2 separate regions of the Homo sapiens genome follow, and region 2 is linked to region 1. Evidence: chromatin contacts called from ENCODE Hi-C or POLR2A ChIA-PET data. All regions are on one chromosome and are shown on one strand. Each heading gives the region's core, a stretch centred on a gene start or an enhancer-like site at or near the end of the contact. The rest is flanking DNA. Distances are from core to core; before and after follow the strand shown.

The links. A loop is a pair of places that touch in the nucleus more often than their neighbours do. ChIA-PET counts read pairs that join two places held with the same protein, here RNA polymerase II (POLR2A). Pooled maps may share reads with other maps.
Region 2: a loop to region 1 is called in a map of Right ventricle myocardium inferior, with 3 times the contacts of the local background. The contact joins the enhancer-like site here to the promoter of LINC02875 in region 1. A Hi-C loop is called at or near these places in 7 of 168 maps with a recorded cell type or tissue (Caco-2, HepG2, Right ventricle myocardium inferior and 4 more), 3 of 37 single-sample maps with no recorded cell type and 4 of 50 pooled maps. POLR2A ChIA-PET finds 5 or more read pairs at or near these places in 7 of 52 experiments (CD4-positive, alpha-beta T cell, Caco-2, H1 and 4 more).

What each region holds. Positions count from the first base shown.
Region 1 is chr17:61,408,990-61,416,288 of GRCh38, forward strand. It overlaps LINC02875 (long intergenic non-protein coding RNA 2875), which reads left to right and starts at 2,762. Exons shown (of 1, transcript NR_160788.1): 1 at 2,762-4,291. TBX2 (T-box transcription factor 2) reads left to right here. Exons shown (of 7, transcript NM_005994.4): 7 at 1-477. RefSeq lists silencers at 499-558, 569-618, 1,939-2,108, 3,629-3,688, 3,709-3,768 and 1 more and an enhancer at 1,477-2,059.
Region 2 is chr17:61,471,186-61,478,484 of GRCh38, forward strand. The region is part of intron 5 of TBX4 (T-box transcription factor 4); the gene reads left to right. Among named protein-coding and RNA genes, the nearest start is that of TBX4, 22 kb to the left of the region's middle. RefSeq lists enhancers at 5,332-6,034, 6,035-6,735. Within about 2 kb of position 3,531, at least 2 of the 41 ENCODE cell types and tissues checked have a DNase peak (open chromatin) inside an H3K27ac peak, as active enhancers do.

The DNA of each region.
Region 1 (7,299 bases), core at 1,512-4,011:
CTCCCCACCTCTTCCCTGAAGAGACAGGCACCCCTCCCAGCCGTGGTCAACGGAGGGAGTGGCACTTCTGCCTTGAGTCCCCAGGGGAAAAAAAAAAAAGATATTTATGAAATAAATGGTAATTTGTGTAAATAAGCTTTAAGGTTCCCAGAATATGCAAATTGGTATTAATTTATTCAAAGGTGTACATTGCTGTGTACATATATTTAGAGATTAACTCATACATTTAAAGTTTTTTTCATTTTACGTGAGCATCTATATTGTACAGGGCTGGGGGGGCCCTTGGCTGCGGGAGAAGGCCCAGAGCCCTGGAGGAGCCACCACCCCGCCGGCCCCTCGACCCCTCGGCCCCTCGGCCCCTCCGCCCGGGTTTGGCTCGCCCGGCCCGCGGGCTCCACCTCAGGTTTTCACTTTTCGCTCCGGAGCGAGAACGAAACGACAAAAACGCAAGAAAACAATAAAACGCTAGAAAGCGAAGTGAACGGCGCTGTGCGCTCTGTGGGTCGCGCGGGGCTGGGGCGCTGCACGCGCGCAAGGAGGGACGAGAGGCGGGGACAAAAGGCTGCGCGCCCCTCGCCCGGCGGCAGCTGCACCCCGGGGACGGCAGGGCGGCACGGCGGCAGGGCGGCTGGGGCGCTGGCGGAGCCGCGAGGCCGGGCGGCGCCGGCGCGGGACGCGGGGTGCGTCCCAGGCCGGGGCTGGACTCCCCCTGCCGGCCGCTCCCGCAGCTCCGCGCAACGGGCCTGGGCACCCACCCGGGCCGGGAGGAGAGCAGCCGAGCGGCCTGGACTCCTGGCTTCTGACTCCCTTTCCGGGAAACCACACTGGAAACCCATCTCCTTTCAATGCTTCTGGGTGGGTGGGCTGGGAGGATGGGTGTTCCTTGTCCAACCTCTCCCTTCGGAGGAGGGGTTTGGCTGTGTCCCACCCCCGTACTCCCCGCCAAATATCGCTGAGCCTAGAATTCTTTCCCCTCTCTCTGCCTCCTGAACCTCAAAGACAAACATTTCCTCCGCGTCAGGGCTGTTGGCTAGAGTGGCAAAATCTGGACTAAAAGGTCTTACTTTAACTCATCTATCTAAATCCCTCTTGGGAGAGTGGAGAGTGGGGTCAGTGGGCTATTTCCATTCCTGCCTCAGTTTCCCCTGTATAATAATGGGCTTGGCTGGGGTCTCTCCGGGGTCCAGCTGTGTCAGTCTCCATTAGGCTGGTCCTTCCCCGAGACCCACTCCTGCAAGGACAGCTGCCTCCCACCCCGCGCCGGTGAGCTCCCCCTCCTTGCCCAGCTAGCAGGTGTCTCCAGCCCCCACTTCTAGCAGTGGGAGCTGGGCGGGCACTCCTTTAGCCCTGGGTCTGGTCGGTCACCGAGCACGCCACCTCCTTCCCAGTTCTCTCCTCTTTAAGCCTTGGGGACCCTGAACGCCCTGCCCCAACAGGCTGCCCACCTTGGGCACTGCACAGGGTGGGGCTTGGGGAGGGTGCTGGCTTCCAAAACACCAGGGACGTTGAGATGGAGGAACGGTGATGGTGAAGGTGGAATGGACAGTTGGGCCCCCAGACTCCCAGGACGCCTTTGTGGGCCGATACATTTGCAAGGAGCGAGAGAGAGAGAACCAGGCCCGCCTCTTCAGGATGGTGCTGCCCCCAGGCCACGCCGAATGCGGCTGGAGCAGGGAGGGGACTCAGCCAGTGCACGAGTGGGAGGTTGCAGTAGAACGTATCCCAACCCCAGAGGGTGGGTTCTGGCTTCCCTGCCTCAGACCTGCGGGCAGGTCCGGGAACCCGACAGGGACAGAGAAGCCCGTTTTCCAGCCTAAATAGAAGCTCGTGGGCAGCGCGTTTGCTGGAGGTCGCTTTGGGCTGAAACGCCTCTCATACTCCTAGAGGAGCGGCGCGTTTGCGTCCCGCGGCTTCTCACTTTCAGCAGGACATTAGGAGGGAGACGAGAGTCGGCTGCGCGCCCGCGGCGGCCTACGTACAGGGCTGCGGACACCAGGGGGCAGCACCGACTTAGGGTCGCGGGAGGGGTGCGGGTGCGGGCATGGGCGCGGGGGAGGCGGGTGCCTGCGAAGGCCGGGCGGGGCGGCCTAGTCGCGGCCGTTTTTAGGCCGCGTCGTTGCTGCAGCAACCCGGGTGGGGTGGGGTGGGACTCCAGGGCCTCGAGATCCCCCACACCACTTTCGCCGCCACCTCCCGCCGCACATGTCCCCTCCGAGTCGCCCACCCGGCGCTCCGCGGGGCCCCAGCTGGTAGCCTGAGTGCGACTGCGGGAACCCGCGGCCGGCGGCTGGGCCTTGTCCCAGACAAAGGCTAGGCCACTCCCATGTCCAATTAAGCCACCCTCCTCCCCGGCCTCCCAGCCCTCATTGTCCCCGGGGTCGCCAATTAGCCTAGGCGCCCGGCGTACCCGCCGCTCCGGTGCCGCAAGGCCTCCTTAACCCTTCAGGGCCTGGCCCGGGGTCCTTGGACGGCAGAGCCGCCGGCACACGCGTGGCAGGAGGGCCAGTGCTGGGACGATGGCGATACCTGCTGGCGGCCTAGCCTGTCGCCTCGGGCTCTCGCGTGTGGGGCGTGTGAGGTCTAAGAGGGAATTGTGCGTGTCGGTGTGGGGTGGCGCGTGCGATTCCCGGAGGAACTCGGAGATGGAGGGTGTGAGTGCAGGGGCTCCGAGAGACCCCTAGCGGCTAAGCCGCCCGGATCCCAAGGCCCAGGGGACCTCATTTCCTCTCGGGTTAATCGGAATCTTCCGAGCCCTCAAGCCCTTCCTCCTCCACTCCCCCGCCGCTGCTGTGGAGAACCGGAGCCACCGGTATGGCCTGGCCCTGCCCTCCCGAAGGCCGCAGCTCCCGGGCCCGCCTCCCCAGCTGACCGCGAACTCCTGCGTGGGGTGCTCCTGGGGCGGGAGGGGCGCGCTCAGCCTCGCTCTCCCCGGGACTCTCACGCTCAAGCGCCCCGGCTTGAGGCCGGGACCCCCTATTTCCCGGTTATGGGACGGCCCCTTGAGGGACAGCCTCTACGAGCCCTGGATTTATACCCCGAGCCTGCCTTCCTCCGCTCTGGGAAGGACCCAAAATCCAGTCCCGCTTCCTCCCCCTCCTTCGCTGTCCTTGGCCCCGAGGTGCGGAGCACCGGCGGTCAGGCGGGATCCCGCAGGAGGCCGAGCGCTCCCTGCTCGCAGGACAGGGCGGCAGCGGAGGGAGCCCCCGCCCTCTTGGGAGGAAGCCCGAGCTCCGGGTCTCCTGGGCACCCTCCCGGGAGCGCCTTCGGGGTGGAGGCTGGTTGCCGGGCGCTGAACGTGTCCGAGCACGCCCGGGGCGGTTTTGCACTTGGACTTCCTTTTGGGCTCTCCGGAGGCGCATATCTGTTCCTCCTATTGGATGGGGCCGGGGACCCCAAACCCACTCCGGAAGCACCGATTTCCAGCGCTGACGGCCGCGCCTGGTTTCCCAGCGAGTCCTCTTGGCAGCTCCCGCAGCTCCCCGCCGGGAGCACGAGTGGGAGCGAACCCAGAGCCCGCCCAGGCCTCGGGCCTCGGCAACTCCTCACAGGTCCACGAGATGGCGCTGCAGGCCAGGGCCCGGGCCGCGGCCTCACAGCCCGCCTCGGGCGAGAGCGGGAGATAGACTGCGGACCCCGGCAAGCGGGGCACGGAGGCACAGCCACCGACACAGGCAGAGCCGGGTCCGGAGCCCGGCACAGGCCGCCGAGGGACCGAGGGACTCCGGGGCTGCGGACACACTGAGCGGAGGGCTTGAGGCTCGGGGTGGGGCCTTCTCCCCTGCTGCCAGAACCGCCCGGCAGCGCCAGCTCGGCGACCTTCCAGGCTGCTGCAGACCCCAGCTTGTCCTCTTCTGCGCGCCCGCGGGGCTGGGCCCTCGCGTTCTCTCTGCGGGAAGTGAGCCGCCGGCCTCCGGCCTCCTGGGCCCCTCCGAAGGGGGCTGTGGCTGGCATCCGCAGCGCGCGGGGCGCACGGCCCTAGGAGCGCGGGGCCCACTCGACGGTGAGGACTTACGGGCGGGATAGGGGAAGGATCGGCGGGGATCCAGCGCTCCTCCAGCGGAGAGGGCCCCCTCGGCTCCGACCCGCCCTCCTCACCACCCTCATCCGGCTCTTCAGGGCGGGGTCTTCAGGGTCGAGGGCAGGATGTGCCCTGTGGAGCTGCTCACCTAAGTTCCTGCCTCCATAGGGGAGGCTTTGGGCTGCGTTATTCCAGCGGGAGGTGGTGGGGACTGGGGAGGGCCCAGGGGTCAGCCTGAGAATCTCGCCCTTGGATTAAAAGCCACCAATGCTCTGGGTCAAGTCTCAATGGGAGGCTGGGGATGTAAGACCCGTTGGCTGGGGAATGCCAGAGTTGGAGGGGGTGGGGCTTAGAAGCCTGTTTCCAGCTGACCTTTTATGTCCCCAGATGAGCTCTGGCACCCTCAGAGATTAACCCTACACACGTTTCCTAAGGGCACACGGCTAGAAAGCAGCCCAGTTAACACCAGTCGAGGGTCATTTCCACTGCAATACAGTCACCGGCTGGGTGATGGGACCCAGGCCAGATGTCGTCCCTGCACTAGGCTCTCAGCTCTTTTCTCTTTCAAAGTACAGTGTAGCAGAGAATAGGACCAAATCTTTGGTGATTTAATAATTATCTACATGCTCATCTATGGCTGAAGCAGCTGCTTGGTAGGAAAACTGGACAGGAGATAGATAGGTACAAGGTCGAACTCTGCCTCTAGAGCTGTGAGTGCTCTTTGAAAATGTGACTTTATTCTCTGGGCTGCAGAAGCCTCATCTGCAAAATAAGTAGTTTGGACTAAAATCCAGTTGATCTGCGAATGGCCAGTTGACCTGGGTCCAGTTTCCCCCCCGTCCCGCCCCCAGCCTCAACTGCTTCAGAGAAGAGCCATGTTCCCATTTAATGCTTGAGGAACCTGAGCCAGAGGGATAGGTGGAGTCACAGACCTTGAGGACCTTGGCCAAGATTCTTGGGGTGGGGGACTGGGTTGGTGGCCTGGATGAATTCCCAATTAGGAAATTACATTCTAAGTCCCGGCTGCCTCCATTCCCTGTGGGGTGCGATTGTCAGTCACAGCTTGGCCTTCTACCTCGAGCAAGCTGCTTTTGGAGAGATGCAGACTAGTGGGTTGCGGGCGGGGGGGCGGGGGTGACTTTGGTGCCCAGCACTACAATTTGTTGACTGTGTGTGACTTCTCTCCAAAGAGAGACCCCAAAGAGAGAAAGCGATACCAATGAAGGCCATTCAGGCACCCATGTTTAAGGGGGTCCCCCAGGCTAATTTCTTACTTGCGAGGAAGCCTTCATGGCAGTCAATGCGCTTTCACATGTGGCCTCTCCCCGACCCTCACTGGCCGGGTGGAGACTATGAGTCCTCGTTTCACAGACATGACATTGGGGTTCAGAGAAATGAAGTGAGGTGCCCAAGGCCATCCAGTAAATAAAGGACGGAGCTCTTTCACAATCCCTTGGGCCTGGCCCTTGGAAACTTTCGCTGATGAAGTGATGATGGGTGAGAGTCAGGCTTGCAGCAGGAAAAGGGCAAACGGGGCAGGGGAGGGAGTGCCCGGATGTCCTGGCCAGGAGGTGTGTCCGTGGGAGAAGCAGCCTGGCTCAGAGCCCAAGTCCAGCAGGCCCGGGGGAGGGTGGCCTCATGGCTCCAGTCAGCCCAGCTGGGCCTGCAAGGACCCCTGGTCGGGCAGGGGCTTCTCAGTGTAAAACCCTAACAGGGGCGTTGAGAGGATTACCCGAGAGGGGGCTGCATCCTGTGCTTAGCTCAGGGCATGGCTCATGTTTGCTCTCAATATTATTTATTTCTCTCCCAAAGAGAACAAGCAGGATGTCCTCTGGCTCCATGGTGCCTGCTCCTCAGCCCGACAGGAGCAGCTGTGGAACAGCCACTGTGTGCTTAATAAACATGCAGACATTTGATTGAATTCTCAGCACGGGGTGGCTGGTATGATTATCTCCATTTTACAGAGGACAAAATGGCCCAAGGTCATACAGCGTCAAAGAAGCAGGTCACAGGGCCACACCAGGCTCTGGCCGACCCCAGGCCTGTGTCCTTTCCTGGAGCCTGGCGTTCCTGCTCCACACGCCTGGGCTTCAAAGTCCCCCTGGCATTTGGCTCAGCCCTGTGGCAGGCTGTCCTGGGACTGGTTTACATTTAGCCCTGGACTGGCTGGTCAGTTCCTTCATCCAGCTCCCACTTTGGGTCTTATTTATTTCCTTCTTGGGGGGCTGTCCAACACTTCCATGCTTTGCCTGCCCATAACTGTCCCCGTTTGCCCATGACAGTTCTGGTTTGACTATTGGCATCCTGAGTTCTGGGAGACCCCTCAGGTCTGAGCAAGTTACCCAATAGGTCACCTTGCCATCACCACACACATACCCCTACACTGGGCCAGGAGACCCAGCAATGAGTGAAACAGACACCAGCACCCCCATTGAGGGAGCCAATGATCTGGTAGAAGATAGAGACATTCAAGGAATATATCCCTTCCCAAGAGAAGACACGGCAGTGCATGGGGTGGGGTGCGAAAAGGCTTAGCCCCAGCAAACTGGGGGCAGAGAGGAGCCGCAGAGCCTCAGAGAGGCTGGGGAGCTGGCAACTGGCCTGGTTTCCCAAGGAAACTACCCCACCAAGCATCTTCATATGGGCATGTCTTTGTGTGTTCGTGTGTGTCTGTGTGTGGTAGGTGCATGTGTATGTGCATAACACATGGCAGGAGTGCCGAAAGCCCTTGCTGGATGAGTGAATGAAGTGCACCTGGTCCCTCCAGGATAGCCCCCCCACCCCCAGGTCCTGGGCCAGAGGCCCCTCCTCCAAGTACACTTGAGTACCCTGTGGAGAGCTCCAGAGGGCTTCCGGTCTCCCCATCCAGGCCTCCTCTGTCTCCTGGGGAACTGAGGCCCAGGGAGTGTGTGTGTCTTGCCTGAGGACTTGCCTCTGCAGGAGAAAGTTACAGGCCATCCACAGACACTCCCAGCCCTCAAACCCTGCTCTCCAGCTGTGCCAGTGATTCTCTGCTCTCTAAGGGTCTGGAAACTTCTGGACTCTGGAGCAACAACCTTGTTCCCCAAGGCCAGGGCAGACCTCTCTATCTGAGTCCCTTGGGGAAGCTCCTAGCATGTTTTCCCCCACAATCTTTCTTGTGGCACAGACAGCCTTCCTGAAATGCAGCTGAGATGAAGTCACTGCCCTGGTTAAAGCCTCCCAAAGCCTTCCCTTGCTCTTGGGGTCAAGCCCAGCCTCCTTAGCCTGGCACTGGGGCCTGTGTGAGTCCTGCCTACTCG
Region 2 (7,299 bases), core at 2,281-4,780, 63 kb after region 1:
TGCCACACCCTTAGGCCTGGGACTATTTTCCCACCTTCTTCACCTAGGTAGCTACTCCTGAGCTGCGAGATCCAAGCTCAAATGCACCTTCTTCAGAGAGAAAGGTTGGGGTCCTCATTCCATGCTGTCAGAGCACTATGCACCTTTTCATGCTAGTACTTGCCAAGGTTATAATTTTATACCTATTTGCATCTTAACATTTTATTTATGAATAGGAAATACTTTCACAAGCTTTAAACATAAATCATTGAACAAATTAAAATGTCTACAATACGACATCTCTCTCTACTTGTTCCTGATCCACTGTTTCTTTCAACCCCCAGTACAGGCAACCATGGCTACCAATTTCTTTTCAGCATTTTTTTTTTTTTTTTGCACATAGGCAGAATGTGTAATCTGGAATCCCCTCTTTTACACACAAAAGGTAGCATACTATAGAAACATTTTTTGCATTTGCTCTGTAAACTTAATAATATCTCTTGGAGAATAGTCTATTCAGAGAGGGCTTCCTCATCCCTTTTGCAGCTGCACAGAATTATTATTATTTTAATTTCTTTGAGATAGAGTTTCGCTCTTGTTGCCCAGGCTGGAGTGCAATGGTGTGATCTTGGCTGACTGCAGCCTCCACCTCCCGGGTTCAATCAATTCTCCTGCCTCAGCCTCCTGAATAGCTGGGATTACAGGTGCCTGCCACTATGCCCAGCTAATTTTTTTTTTTTTTTTTTTTTTTTTTTTTTTAGTAGAGACAGGGTTTCACCATGTTGATCAGACTAGTCTCAAACTCTGACCTCAGGTGATCCACCTGCCTCGGCCTCCCAAAGTGCTGGGATTGCAGGCGTGTGCCACCGCGCCCGGCCTGCAGCTGCATAGAATTTTATCAAAATGATTGTTTCAGAAATCATGTAGCCAGTTCTTGTTGAAGGAATTAGATGTTTTTTTATTCTTTGCTCTTCTGATTAAGCTTGTACATATGCCATTTTATGCTGTGCCAAGTATATCTGTGAGATAAATGGCCTGTTCAAAGGGTACGTGGATTTGTAACTTTGAAAATATCACCAAATTCCCCTCCATGGGAGCTGTACTGATGTATATATTTCCACCACTGCTGTGGCCTTACCAATAAGGGCGGGAGAGCAAACTTGTGGATTTTTGTCAGTTTGACAGGTGAAATGTGGATATCAGTGTTAGCTTTAATTTGCATTTCCTTTATTATGAGTAAGGTTAAGCATCTTCTTTTAATAAATTTCCTCTCCTGCGAACTGCTGTTCTCATCCTTTGCTCATTTTTCTTGTAGGTTTTTGATATCAATTTCTAGGAACTCTTATAAATTAGGAGGATGTAGCTCTTATCTGTGATGAGTTACACATGTCCAGGTTATCATTTGTCATTTGGTTTTGCCTGTAGTGATATTCCCACACCGATGCTTTTGATTGAATTGACCAGTCTTTTCCTTATAGATTTTGGATTTTGAGTTATTGAAAGCCCTAACCCCCCTCCTTACTTATAAGGGACTTTTCTTTTAGTATTTTATGGATTTATTTTTACATTTAAACCATTGATCCTTTTGAAATTTATCCTGGCATTGATTTGAGGTGTGAATCCAATTTTTTTTTTTTTTCTACAGAGCTATCCAGTTGTCCCAGCATCACTAATTGAGTTGTCCCCTTTCCTCCCCTGGTTGAGGTGCCTTATTTCTGAACACTAAATCCCTATATGAATGTGTGCCTGTTCACACGCCAGTCTTTTAACTGTTGAGACTGGATAATAGGTTTTAGTGTTTGGCAGGACTGGGCCTCCTTGATCTTCTTCAGAGTTTTCTTGGCTAGTCTTGTCTATTTTTTCACATAAATTTTAGAATAAGCTTGTAGTGTTAAAAAAGGAGCTTATTTGTATTTTTATTGGATTTTCCTTAAATTATAAATTTACTTAGAGAAGACTGATAGGAAGGCTTTTCTATTTGCTGAGGGTTTTCTGGTTCTTCAAAACGTATTCAGGTTTCCTTGAAATGGCCCTGCACGTTTCTTGTTAGGTGTGTCACCTGATTTGTTACCATGATAAATGCAGCCTTTCTTTCACTACATTTTCTCACCACTTATTTCTGCTCATTTTCGGAGTTACTATGTGACTGCCCCACCAGATAGTAAACCATGAGGTTTCCAATCACTGTGACATCCTAGTGCCTAGCCACCGTGTCTGGCAAGCCAGCGGGTGCTGGTGGATGGTAAGTGCATGAGAAACTCCTGAAGGGGGTGGTAATCAGACAGCAAAGCCACTTCCCCTGCCAGGGGCAGATGTCCCCCCAAAGCTTATGCTGCTAATCTGCCAGTGGGGACCCAGAGCTATTTATCTCCCTCTTTCCTCCTTTCCTCCCACATTTGCTGATCCCTGACAATGTGGCAAGCCCTGAACTCCAGATCAGGTCCCACCCTCCCCAGCCAGGTTAAGGTATGAACTCAGGCTTGGAAACTAGTACCAATTCTGGCTGTGCCTGAAATCGGCTGTCTGATGCTGGGCAAATGCCTGCACCTCCCTGACCCTCAGTCCCTTGCCTGTTAAAATAAGGGCAATAATAATTAATGCCTACTTTATACGGATACTGTAAAGATTAATTTTATGGTGAATGTAAATGGCTTAGCACAGGGCCTGGCACATAAGCTATGCTCAGTAAGTGCCAGCTGTTACTGCTGTTGCTGTGGCAGAAGGCAGGAAGGTTTGGAGGCCCCACGGTACCACCCCAGTGTTGCTCGCATGGGAGTGATGCCTAAGGTTCCCTGGGCAAGGCCTCTTGAGTGGGCTGATGGGCTCCCTGACTTAGATCTAGTTTGAATTTTCCTTGGATGCACCTCTTATCATCCGGGGTCTCAGTTTTCTTTCTTTCCTTCTTTGGTGTTTAAGCTGAGATCCTGTCACTGTCCTAACCTCTTTGTAGGGCTGGGGAGGATCAGAAGGATGATGGAGAAGGTAGTCACAGAAAATAAAATTATGATGCAGGGTAAATCTGGTTTTAGTATCTGACAAAATGGACATTAGCCACACTTTTGAGGGGCTAGCATCCAGATAACATGTGTTCTGTGTTCTGTAGGGCCTGCTGACCCAAGTCCCTTACAGTGTTTAATTGGCACCTTCTCATTAACTCTGAGCTTGTTGAGAGCAGTGTGTGCTCTCTCACAGGCCATCTGGATCCTGCTCCAGACTGTGTCTCCAACCAGCTGTGTGTTCCTGGGCGAGTCACGTCTCCACTACCAGCATTCTGTTCCTCATCTGTAAAATTAGAGAGCTGGACACGAATGATCTCAATGGCCTGCCTCTCCATGCCCTAATGTTCTGTGATTCCAATGTAGATAGATCTGGGCTTTATTGGCCAAGCACGCTATGGCGATCTCTTGAGGAGAGGGATGTTTGGCGCAATTGCAGTTGTTAAAATAGAACAGGCTTCTGAATTGTGGCCAGAACATAATGAATCCCATTTCTGTGAAACGATGATGACGGAACCAGTCATGTAGTGGGGTTGTTGACGTGGCTGGCCCATTTGGCCCCATATCCTCTGCAGCAAATATAAATGTGAAACTCTGGCAAAGTAGTTTAATGTGGCGCCTGAGGAACTTCCGAGCAAAGCCAGGTGTGTGAGTCACTGAGTTGGTTTCACATTCTCCCGGCTGATGGGACTAAGGCTCAAGTTTATACTTGTCTTGGCTCAATGGGTGGGACTTTCTTCCAGATACCTGTCCAGGTTCTAGACTGTCGGAGTCAGAAGGGGTGTTTGGGACCACTTAGTCAAAGGCCCCACTTCATAGATGGGGACCCCAATGGTTGGAGAAGGAGAAGAGCTTGCTCAGGACTTGACGCTGGTGAACAGAGATCATGACGGCGTCTGCACCCTTCTTGACTTCTCTATGACCGGGGTTACCCTCACCTAGTGGCTCCCACCTGCCCCTGTAGGACTGGCAGCTTCCCTCTTTGCAGGTTTCCCTGTGAGCCTGGCTGGTTCCCTGCCTCGGAAGATGTGTTGGGCACTCTCTCCACCCTAGTCATCAGGGACTTTGTCTGACGGGCTAAGGAGTTTGGCCTTTATTCCAAGGGTCAAGAGGGAACAATCAAAGGTGGATTGTGTACATAAGGCATTTACTGAGCCCCATATACTGGCAGCAGTGGTAGGAGGGGATGTGGGGGAAAGAGGAGGAAATACAAAAGGCCCTGCTCTTAAGCAATGCACATCTTCCTGAATTTCCCAGAAGGTTCTGAGCAGGGGAGTGAACTGATGGGATGTGTTTCAGGAGGAAATGGAGAGAAAGTAGATGGAGGTAGGGGGAGGCTGTCCTAGCAGCCCAGCCAAAGATGGTGGGGCCTGAAGCAGGGGTGTGCAAAAGGAATGGAGGGGCTTTTGTTTTATAGATAGAGTCACAGGAATCGGTCACTGAGTGGACCTGGAGGTGGATGACAGTGAGGAGGAGGGGAGTTGATGATGATACCCAGGGCTTTGACGAGCCCACGACTGCTTGTGACTGCCCAGGTGTCACAGGAGCAGGGTGGCTGCTGCCATGTGTCCTAGTGTCCTGCACAGCCTTCATGAGGTGCTGGTGCCTATGGCTCTGTCCTGGGTTCTCTCAGCCCACGGTCTTTGTTCTCCCTTTGCGCTGCCACCTTTGGAGAGCTAGAGTGACTGGGGGAGGCCTTCATGCCAAGGAGCTGGCACATCGGGGAACTCATGGGAGATCATCTCTGCACATGTTTCATCACCACTTTTGACCTAGGAAATGCCTTAGAGATGATCTCGTCTTTAGTGAGCAAGCAAAGACCAGAGAGGAGGGGACTTGCCCACGTTCCCACGGAGGGTTTGTGGTCGTGGCCCAGATCTTCCCACTCTCAAACCCGACCTTGCACTCACTAGATCCTGTCTGGGGGCAAAGGAGCCTGGAGGTACAAAAGGATAAAAGGTATAGCCCTTTCTCCTGAGGAGTTTAGAGTTTAATTGAAGGGACAAGAAGAAATAGGAAGCCACTAGGATGCAGAATGACAACCAGGTAGATAACACATGAGAAGTAAGTTTCAGAACTGGGCGTTCAGAGCAGGCCCTTGTACCTGAGACTTCCTGGAAGATCTGGGTCTTCCTAGAAGAGATGTTAGGCCCAGAAGGTGAGAAAAGAATGGGAAAGGAAGATCGAGACAGCAGAGGGACCTGCATGTGCAAAGGTGCACAGGTAGGAACTGGGCATTCCTGGAGCTATCGGGCCACCTCCCAGGTATTCCATTGCTGGATCTTCCGGGAACGTGGGTCCTTTGTGGATGCCTGCAGCTCTGTGAATAGTGCACGGTGATGGAGTCACCTAAAGGGGCTGGGAGGTGTTTTCCAGGCCCAGTTCCTCTCGCCACAGGAGCATCCCCAGCGTCCTGGAAAGGGACAGACATCGAGGCCTCTCTGAGCGGGACCTGTGTCCTGTAGCCTCACTCTGCATTCCTCACCTGGCAGGCCCCCAGTCGGGCAGCAGGTCCCCAGCTGCAGGACCTGGTTTGGGGTTTGGGAGTTATGTACTTGCCTCGTGAAGGTCTGGAGGTTTGTCACTGAGGGCTGAGGCGGGAGTGGCCAGTGCAGAAGGCAGAAAGTGTGGTTCCTGCTGGATGGAGTCACCCAGCTCAACCGAGGAGCCCAGGGAAGGCCAGTACCCACAGCCCAGGTCCTGGCCCACCCATTCCTCAGCTGAGCTGGCTCTCTAGGCTATCCCTGTGCCCCAGGGCACGATAAGAGCAGAGTCTTCCCAGACTAAGACTTTGGCCAAGGTTTGCCATAAAAGAGCCTGACTCTGGCCTTTCTCTTGGCACTCTGGTCACTAACAGGTTAAACCTTTCATTCAGCGTCAGTACCAGGTCCCATCCCTGGGAACCTAGAAGGGTGGCAGCCCAACGACCAACCCAAGGAAAGGGCACTGCCAGCTACGGAGAGGGGAGCTCAGAGGGGAAGGGGACCCGAGGGCCCGCCTGGCCTGGCCAGGACAGAAACCGAAGGGTTAACAGAAGCCGCAGGGCTGATAAAATGCCCCAAATTCCTGGTCCTGCCTTCAATGGGGAGGGCGTCTGGCAAATGTCAACGATAAAAAATACATTTTAATGGCACATGATGCAGCTGCTACCGTGGGGCGCAGCCAAATGAAGCAGGTTTGGAGCAGCAACTACTGTGAGCGGCCCCCGGGGGCTCTGGCAGCCGCGCCTCCAGGGCGCTTTGCTAAGCTTTGTCCAGCCGCGGCAACCCGCCTCCCCCAGCCCACGGCATCCTCAAGGGCCCTTGGGATCGGGGGCCTCTTGCCTTCTATGGCACTATTTTGGAAACTGTGCCGTCTCCTACCTTGGCACCTTGAACGCTTGAAGAGCTTCTCTGAGGGCTGGGAGCGGCCTTAGGCAGGTCTGAAGGCAGGATACATTTGGGTCTCCCCAGCACACCGTCAGCAGGCCTCTGTGAACGTTGAGAAATGCATAAACAAGGCTAGGTGCGGAGGCTCACGCCTGTAATCCCAGCACTTTGGGAGGCCAAGGTGGGCGGATCACTGGAGGTCAGGAGTTCGAGACCAGCCTGACCAACATGGTGAAACCCTGTCTCTTCTAAAAATATAAAAATTAGCTGGGAATGATGGAGCACACCTGTAATTTCAGCTACTTGGGAGGCTGAGGTACGAGAATCGCTTGAACCCAGGAAGTAGAGGTTGCAGTGAGCCAAGATTGCGGCACTGCAGTCCAGCCTGGGCAACAAGAGTGAGATTCCATCTCAAAAAAAAAAAAAAAAAAGAAAAAGAAAAAGAAAGAAAGAAAGGAAAGAAAAGAAATGCATGAACAAATGAGCAATGTGACAAAAAAAGTTACAGTGGGACATTTTCCTCAGCTTTTTCCCTCTCTCTCATCCTGCAAAACCCAAGTATTTCTAGAAGAGGCAGGTCATGTGTAAGAAGGGTATTGAGAAGAGGTGAGGCTGGAGGGGGACCCCTGAGGGAGGGAGGTTACATGTTATGATCCCATTTACAAATGTGGAAACTGAGGCACAGAGAAGCCCAGTGACTTGTCTGAGATCAAACAGTGACTCGGTGGCACCCTGGACTTTTGCTGACAGCTCACAATTCCACCTGCTACACTGTGCTGAGTTCACAGTGGGCTTTGACAGTGTTAAGGGCTGACTCAAGTTCTCCATTACCACAGTGAATCAACTGGTCACATCAAGGAGGGCCTGGAGCTGGGCATTAGTGCTGGTGCAGAGAGGCTAAGTAGGGCTGGGGTGGGGAGAGTTTGGGGCCCAGGGGCCTGGTTCTTCACTTGGGA